Regions from separate parts of the Homo sapiens genome. Here region 1 is linked to region 2. A link is a loop called in an ENCODE intact Hi-C map of the cell type or tissue named here. Cell type or tissue: mammary epithelial cell. All regions are shown on one strand. Links, peaks and the distances in the headings refer to the core of each region. The heading gives the core; the rest is flanking DNA.

What was found. Peaks named below come from ENCODE experiments on the same cell type or tissue, not always from the same donor. Only the 100,000 strongest peaks of a DNase experiment are listed, where the experiment ranks them.
Region 1: it touches region 2 in a loop (9-fold over the local background); 1 of 110 quality-filtered maps calls a loop at or near these places.

The regions. Positions count from the first base shown.
Region 1 is chr13:103,326,661-103,331,058 of GRCh38, reverse strand. No RefSeq gene overlaps it. Among named protein-coding and RNA genes, the nearest start is that of LINC01309, 96 kb to the left of the region's middle. In mammary epithelial cell, for the core only: a CTCF peak has its summit at 1,953 (motif pointing right); no DNase peak of the experiment used is centred there.
Region 2 is chr13:102,901,345-102,905,742 of GRCh38, reverse strand. No RefSeq gene overlaps it. Among named protein-coding and RNA genes, the nearest start is that of ERCC5, 58 kb to the right of the region's middle. In mammary epithelial cell, for the core only: a CTCF peak has its summit at 1,890; a DNase peak (open chromatin) is centred at 1,252; H3K27ac peaks cover 1,196 bases.

The DNA.
Region 1 (4,398 bases), core at 140-4,139, 430 kb before region 2:
TATGATAATTCACCCTATTTTGTTTTTAAATATGTACATCTAATAGGAAGATATTGCTACACGGTTATGAAAAATAATTTTTTCTGAATATCAGTTAAGAAAACTATCGTTTCATTTGTATACAAAGCAATTAATTATAGCTACATCCCAGATTTTACCAAAAATTTTTGACAATCACTTGAGAATAATATATATGTGTGAACACCGAGTGCAAAGTAAAGCAATGTGGAGAAAATAAGATAATTGGGTGACAAATTTTATATTTAAAACAAATTGTGATTTAAATAGTGTAAAGTGGAAATGGGAGCATATTAGACGCTGCTGACAAGGGAGCAGGATTGGGAACTGAGTCAGGAATGCAGGAGTGAGTGCGCGGGGTGGGTGGTGCTTCTGGTAGGATGTGGTTGGCCCCTTAAACCATCTCCAGGCTGCAAGGAAGAGAGTGACTGGACTGTGAGAAAAACTGAGCAAACGTTCCACGTCTGTTTCAGAAAAATAAGCCCTAATTCAGAATTCACAAAACAAGAACCAAACTCATGATTCTGTTAAAACATTTTTAAAAAGTAAACAAAGTGACTCACTTTTGGTGAGAGGAGCTAATAAAAAAATAAATGCCCAATGGATTTTTGAAAATAATTTTTTAACCTGCTCTCAGTCATTCTACTGGAATCATTTCTATTTTGTGGGTCTTAACAAAGTTGAAAGTTTAAAACTAACCTTGACAAGTCAGAAAGGGCCACACATTGCACCATTCCAGTTATATGAAATGTCCAGATTTATATACAAATTCAAAGATGCATAAAGTAGGTTCGTGGGGCCCAGGCTGGTGCAGAGGGAGAGTTGAGAGGAAATATGGAGTGACTGCTAATGGGCACAGGGTTTCATTCTGGGGGGATGAAAATGTCCCGAAATTGATGATATTGATGGTTGTAAAACTCTTTGAAAATGCTAAGAGCCATTTACTTACTCACTTTAAGTGAATTATTTGTAGGAAATGTGAATTATACAATAAAAACTGCTTTTAAAAAAACAAGCTAAACCTAGGAGCTTAAAACCACATCACAAGGCACATGCGGGACTGTTCATATCATGTAGAAATAATCTGTTAGAGGATTATTTTAAAAGTTGTTTATAGAATCATATCAATTTAATAGGAATTATATAAGAAGTCTAATTAGTATCCTTTTCTACTACAGAAAAGTGTAAGGACAGTAGATTTAAAAATTAAACTTGGCAGGGTGTGGTGGCTCATGCCTGTAATCCCAGCACTTTGGAAGGCCGAGGCGGGAGGATCACCTGAGGCCAGGAGTTCAGGACCAGCCTGGCCAACGTGGTGAAACGTCATCTCTACCAAAAATACAAAATGAGCCAGGTGTGGTGGTGCACCCCTGTAATTCCAGCTACTCGGGAGGCTGTGGCAGGAGGATCGCTTGAACCTTGGAGGCAGAGGTTGCAGTGAGCCGAGATTGAGCCACAGCACTCCAGCCTGGACAACAGAGTGAGACTCTGCCTTTAAACAAACAAACAAACAAACAGACTTTAAGACAAATATTTAAAAAGGAATTTTCATTCAATTTGAAATTCAAGAAAGTCTATGGCACACTTTCTCAGCAAAGACTTTAAAGACTGAACAGATATCTCTAGGGTGGTTTAAACACAGCCCTATATAAAGTCCAGTGTGATGGTTAATTTTTTGTGTCAACTTAGCTAGGTTATGGTGTCAGTATTTGGTCAAACCCCAGTCTAGATTTCTCAGTGAAGGCATTTTTTTAGATGTGATTAACATTTAAATCAGTGGACTTTGAGTAAAGCAAATGATTCTTCCTAGTAGTTCAATCAGTTTAAGGACTTTAAGAGAAAAGACTGAGGTTCTTGGATGTACAAGGACTCTTTCACAAGACTGCAACATAGAAGCCCTGCCTGCGTTTCCTCTCTGCTACTCTGTGGAATTCCAACTCAAGATGGCAGCATAAACTCTTCCCTGAATTTTCAGCCTGCCAGCCTGCCCTATAGATTTAAGGCTTGCCAGCCCCCACAATCATATCTGCTAATTCCTAAATGTCTTTCTTTCTCTCTTTCTCATGCTGACTAATACAGCCAGCATCAGGAGTCACCCCTTATTCCTTCCTGATGAAAAAACATAATAATCATACCAAGAATATGGAAATTTCTCTGGAGCAGGTATTTTCCTCAAGCAGACATTTAGGCTTTGAATTTTCAATGCTGAAGCTTAACTGATATCAGCACTGGCCAGGCTAATTTTTGCAAAAGAAAAGTGGACACCAGATACCACAATGCCTAGACATGCATGTCTTATGACCAACACCTCTCTTCCTCATAAGATGGAACAAGTGACTGCCAACCAAAACTCAGCTGGTGGTGACATCTATGCCAGGAGGAGACAGAAAAAAAAATGGAATATGTGATGCATCTGAGATATTTGTGCATATTTTATGGTTTAAATGCACAGAGTTATGTGAGGATGAAAACAAAAAGGTGATATCCTGGATCCCTTCTGCATTATTATACATAATGTTTAGGATTCTGTAAATAATTTATATGTAAAAGAGAATATCCAATATGATGATTTTGAGGGGTTAATCTTAACAAAGTTTACATTATCATTTTCATCAATGAAAAGAGCCTTGGGGCAGGATAAGAACCTTATTCACCAACTCCCTATACTATTTCATTGAAGTCTGTGGAGCGGGCTTTGTAGTAATTAAGAATCTATAGCATCTTTAGGAATAAAGAAAAGTTTATTTTTATTAGAAAACCCTATGCACATTTTATTTTTCAAAGCCATGGACACGCCAACAGTAATGAAGCAAAACTGGAAGGAAAACAAACAAAACAAAAACCTTTCAGCTGAAGAACCAAGACCTCACTTAGTATTAAGTAAAAGCAAGGAGAGGATTGGAATGGACAAATGATTAAGAAGAGTTAAGAGACAGCTCAATGGGGAGTTCCCATTTTTACTTCTATGATTTTGTTTTTCTGTAAAAGGAAAAGGGATAGTACTAAGAATTGGGAAATTATGAAGAGAATTACTGATCTATATCCCTAGAGTGAAGAGGCATTGATTTTCGTCTACAGTTAATTGCAGTGCTATTTTTTAGTACTGAGAGGATGGTGTCTCTTCTCTTGTAATTACAAGTAATGCTCAAGGACACAGATCATTACATGCAATGGCCTCAGAAGTTGAAGATGTTCCCGTAGTTTCAGATGGGGTCACTAACGACTGGTCCACTCCACCAAAGCAAGTGCCACTCCACTGCCATCCACAAAACTGAAAGGTAAAATGACCTCCTCCCATACAAATTTCCAAATAGTCAACCATAAGTTGTTATTCTATCTGTTTTGCCTAAAATCCTATAGTTTTCTGATTATTGTCTTTTGAGACAGAAAAAAGTTATTTACTTGCATTTAAAAGTGCAACCAGAATTATTCTCAAATGCAAATCATGATTTGTAAACAAAAATAACAAAATCAAAGCACGAAAGACATAAGTGCTCCTAACTTAGCTCCTAAGTGAATTCAGGGTCTGAATAGGAATTTTAACCACATCTTCTCCGACATGATGTCAAAAAATACACTTTTGTGATATGTAGGCAATTCTTGATATATGAATGTACACTGATGAGTCATTGTGGATTCAAATGGTCAATGGAAAAACTGGAATCCATAAGTCCTGATTTTTTGAGGTGATACCAATTTTTGTCCCTCGGTTTTATATATCTGAAAGGAATTTTTAAAAAATCTCTCTTCTGTTCAAATTTAGAGGCTTCTGTAACAGAAAGAAAAAAACATTACAAAGAAAGAAAGAGGGGAAGAGAAAGGAATAGAATGGAGAAAAGGGGAGCTATGCTGCTAGGAGAGAAGGCACATTCAGAAGTCAAAAGCTTGTTCATTGAAGGCAAGACATTTAAGAATCATTCTGAAGGAGATATCAAGGGTTTCTGTGGGCATAGTCTAGAAGAGAGAGGTTTAAACAAAACCAATTAAATGTTTTTGCATAATAAAATGCTCCAGTTATCTACTGCTGTATAACAAATCACTTAAAACAATAACTAAACAATTTAAAAAATCATTTATTTTGCTTACAAATGTGAGGTTGACTGGACTTATCAAGAAAGTTCTCCTTAGAAGCCTCTCATGCTATTGGAGTCAGATGGTGGCTGGGTTGGGGCCATCTTAAAACCATCTCAGCTCACATGTCTTCCAGAGCTAGGAAGATTGAAACAGCTGTGAGGTGAAATAGTTGGGGCTCCCTGACATTGTTCTCAAGAGTGCACACTTCTGGTGTGTGTTTTGGGGGGAAGAGGTGTAGGTGTGTGTTTGTGTGTGTGTAGTCTCCCCATGAGTTTCCCCAAATGATGGCTCCAGGATAAACAGACT
Region 2 (4,398 bases), core at 201-4,200:
AGATTATCTAGTTGGAGGTATTATGATGCCAGTTTCATGGAAGAATATGCCCTGAATTCATCCCAAATTTGAAGAGAAAAAATACTATACCCCACTGCTGCCAGAATATTTCACTTGTGACCAAAAAAAAAAAAAAAAAAGAAAAGAAAAACTCACCGAGCAAGGCTGGGTATAGTGGACCATGTCTGTAATCCCAGCACTTTGGGAGGCCAAGGTGGGTGGATTGCCTGAACCCAGGAGTTCGAGACCAGCCTGGGCAACATAGTGAAAGTCCATCTCTACAAAAAAAATACAAAAAAATAGCCAGGTGTAGTGGCACGCACCTGTAGTCCCAACTACTGGGGTGACTGAAGTGGAAGGATCACTTGACCTGGGAGGTCAAGGCTGTAGGAGTGAGACCCCATCTCAAAAAAAAAAAAAAAAAAAAATCTCACCAATGCCAATCATCTTCTAGCTTATCCGGCAAGTGGTGAAGGTGGGTGAAAACAAGGTGCATGCCCAGGTACACCCCTACAATGATGAAATCAAAAACTCTGACTGAGCTTCCCCCACCATGCTCCCCCATCCCTTACAAACTCCTCTGTACCCCATAAATCCCACACTCAACATTGTCACTGTTCGTGTATATCAGAATCATACCTCTGAAGACCATATAAAGGTTGGGAATCCAATCTCTGGTACTAGGAGCACATTTTTAATTAAGAGCCTGTCTGAATTTGGAGCTATTACACACTGTAGCAATAAAATTAAACACTGTCACTCTCTGTTCTTTAATAGCTGACACACGTCTCATATTCAAAGTCCCCAAACTATAATTTTAAGAAATATCCCCTTAGTCTCTGGCTGTCAAATAAGCTCTGCACAATTTTTCTCACTTCGTCTTCACTTCATAGACTATAACTATGCTTAAAGTGTTAGACTCAAATGGGCATACGTGGCACATAAAGAATATTAAGTGCATGCAAAAATGGTAGCCTGTATCATGCAATCTTGCAAGAACTTGGGAAGGATGGAGCCTAGAGGAATTTGCCCAGGTGGTTCATAGAAGGCCTCTTGGGGAGGTGTTCTTTCCAGAAAGAGGTGCATTTTAGAGATGTGAATCATCAGACACAGCAGATGAAATGAGTGGAGGACACAGTGGAGCAGGTAGGTGGAAGCATCTCCCTTTCGTACCAACGTGCCCCAGTCTCAAATGATGATCTCTGAAGATGGAGACGTAGTGTACAGCCACACAGTGTGTCTCAAAGTCTGGTTCCCAGACCAGGAGCATCAGCATCACCAGGAACTTAGAAACACAAATCTTTGGGCCGCATTCCAAATCACTGAATCAGAAACTCTGGAGTTGGGGTTCAGCAACCTGTGTTTTGACAAAACCTCCAGGTGATTCAGATGCACCCTCAGGTTTGAGAACCACTAGATTACAAGAAATGGAAATCTGACAAGTCCGATCAGACATTTCCTCTTAGGCTGTAAGAAGCAAAACCTCTCTTCCCACCCCAGTGTCCTCTCTGCTTGCTCCCTGTCTTCATTCCCTTACACTGGCATCCTCTTCCCTCTCCTCCCTCGTCACCCCTTCCGCCTCACCACACACCAACGAACACCTGTACGGCGTTCAAAGAACTAGAAACCAGCCCCCATTTCTCCTCTACTTGGAGAATGTATTTTATAACGTGTGCATAGTGCGCAGGCAAGGGGCGGAATTTAAACAATGTCTAATTAAAGAAGACAACACCACACGTTTATCACATTACATTGTTGTGTATTTACCCCTTGCCGCTTTTGATGCATTTGCATATCATCTTTTATAATTCAATTCACTTGCTTAAATCATTTCTTTTATTTTCACTTATTTATCCAGAAGGAAAAGTTCATTTTGCAGATCACTGGGGCCTCCCAGTGGCGATCATCTGTAATTTCATACTCGAATTTTATTCTGGGATCTCTAGGGTAATGGTATCTAAATCCTTAGAATTTCACCTGCTTGGTAGGAGCATGAAATAGAAGCAAAGCAAGCATTTCGTCTAAGAGAGATTGCATCAGCATCCCAGCTGAAATTTCTTCAGATGTTGGCTTTGACTTCTTGCATTTATCAAACTCCGTATTCAGTCATCTGCTTCGTAGAGACGACAATCGGCAGACTTCAGGCTCTGCTGGTCAGCTCAAAATTCAACCAGGAACGAGGACAATAAAGAGACGATCAGAGAAAAACATCTTGTGATTCTTTTCCTCAATAACCTTGGAGTCTCTCCCTCGGGTTTCCATTTCTACCATCCTGCTTTTGAAGTTGTGCCTGTGCCGGGTAGCCATTTCCCACAAGAAGTTTTAAACACAACGTTTTCCCTCCTCTCCATTCTGGAACATTCAGTGGCTGCCTTGCCTCTGCTCTCCTGTGGCAGTCAGCACCGTCCTCTGCACCTCGTGCTCACAGGACAGACTCTGACATCGTGGCAGCTCTCCGAGCCACCCCCCACCACCACCCCTCACCTACCACCCTGCTCCTGCATCAGCTTACATCCTGTCACCTGTCGGAGTCCTCCAGCCAGGGCTTGCAGCTTACTCTGCAATATCGCCCTCCAGGGACAGAGGTGCCTGGCCAACCTCAGGCTAACAGGCACCAAAGGCCATTTCCACTTAGACAAGCACTTTGCTGCCAAAGATATCGGTGTCCTTCCATTCTCCCACTAGGTCCCTACGGCCTGGTCTTTGGCATTGGAAGGCTGTGCTGCCTGAGTCCATGCGGGCCCTCCCGTTGAAAGATTGCTGAAAGGTGGTTTCCAAGAACTGGTGTTCTCACATCACCCCATGGCTTAACTCTGCTGATTCAGGGAGAGTTCCCGCCTAGTAACAGACCTATAAACATCAGCACCGTTCACAGAATATGGCCACAAACAGATCAGATGAGGTTTTAAAGTTCATCCCCACCCCCTTGGCCTTCTCTGCTGAAAAGTCACCAGAGGGCAGCCCGCATTTCATTCATTTCATTCTTCCTGAGCCGTTGCCCAAGCAAAAGAACAGCATTTGCTTCCACCTCAGCATCTCCTTTATATAATACGGTCTTTCGCTTCCCACATTAGTGTTTTAAGATCAACATACACCTTTAAATTAATCGCTCTAATACGTGCTCAATATTCCTTGCAAAGAAAAACTTAGTGAAGTCTTTGCTGGGTATGTATGTGGATTCATAAAATTCTACTCTTGGAGACATATTATGAACAGGAGTACATTTCTGCAGGCTCATCTCAAGAGTAGCCCACTTAAGCTAATTTGTGCTCAGGTGGCAAACGAAGACAAGGTTTACGAAACTGGATAGCTCCAAATTAGCTAGAATAAAATTAAAATTCGAGATTTCCTTGCAGGGCTCAGAGTGGAAAACTTACACAAGGCCATACTCTGTAAACAGCACAAGCTTTGGTGCCGTAGAGACAGAGGTTCCCATCCCAACAACTGCCACCCATGTGTAACCTGGGAGGAGGCTTATTTCTGTGGAGCCACATCTTCATATATAAATTGGGTTAATGCCGCTAGGGTTGTCAGGATGATTCAGTGAGATGCTATACTGGAAATCTCTAAAAACAGTCCTGAAAGCAGTGACTATTCCACTAATAATGGTTATTACTTCAGCAAAGGTTCGTAGAAGCTACAGTCTTTCCAGCGAGTCATCAGAACAAGTCACTCCTATTTGCCCCCAAAGCTTAGCACACACACTTCCTTCTGCCTAGGACATGTCCCGTCTCTCCTCTCTGCCCTCACCTCCATCTCCTTCACCCAGCTAAACCTTCCCTCAGAAGCCCTCACTGTGCCCTGGTTGTGGGTTAAGCTCCCCCTGCCAGGACACCTAGCACTGATTGGTTTTCATGTATTCCCCCTACCAGGCCATCCCCAGTTCTGCCTCTGCCCATCTGCACTGGGCTCATGGCCTCCGTGAGGACTGGCTCTGTCTGTCTATTCACTATTGTGTCTGCAGCCCCTGCTTGGCACATTGTGGGTTTTCAGTAAATACTGAATAAATAAATGAATGAATGACAACCATTAGAGGCTTCCAAAAGAAGAAAAACTAAAATTCAAGGAAAGTAAAAGGTAGTTGCATTACTTATTCTTTATTCAACTATTTATTATGCATTAATTAATAGTTGCATTCTTATAATTCCCTTTAAGCCTCCTTGAATTATTTCTTAAAAAAATATGAAATCTGTTTCCAAGAGTTCTAGTACTTTGTTCCCCTGACCCCTTGAATGTTGCACAAAATGTTTCCTTAATTTCTTTCCAATACGTGATTACAAAATGTGTTTATTATGTTTTACATCTTCTAATTCTTAAATTGACTATCTATTAATCACAGAGATACTAAGGAATAAGGAAATCCTTGGTAGAAAAGTGTTAATAATTTACCAGTTGCCA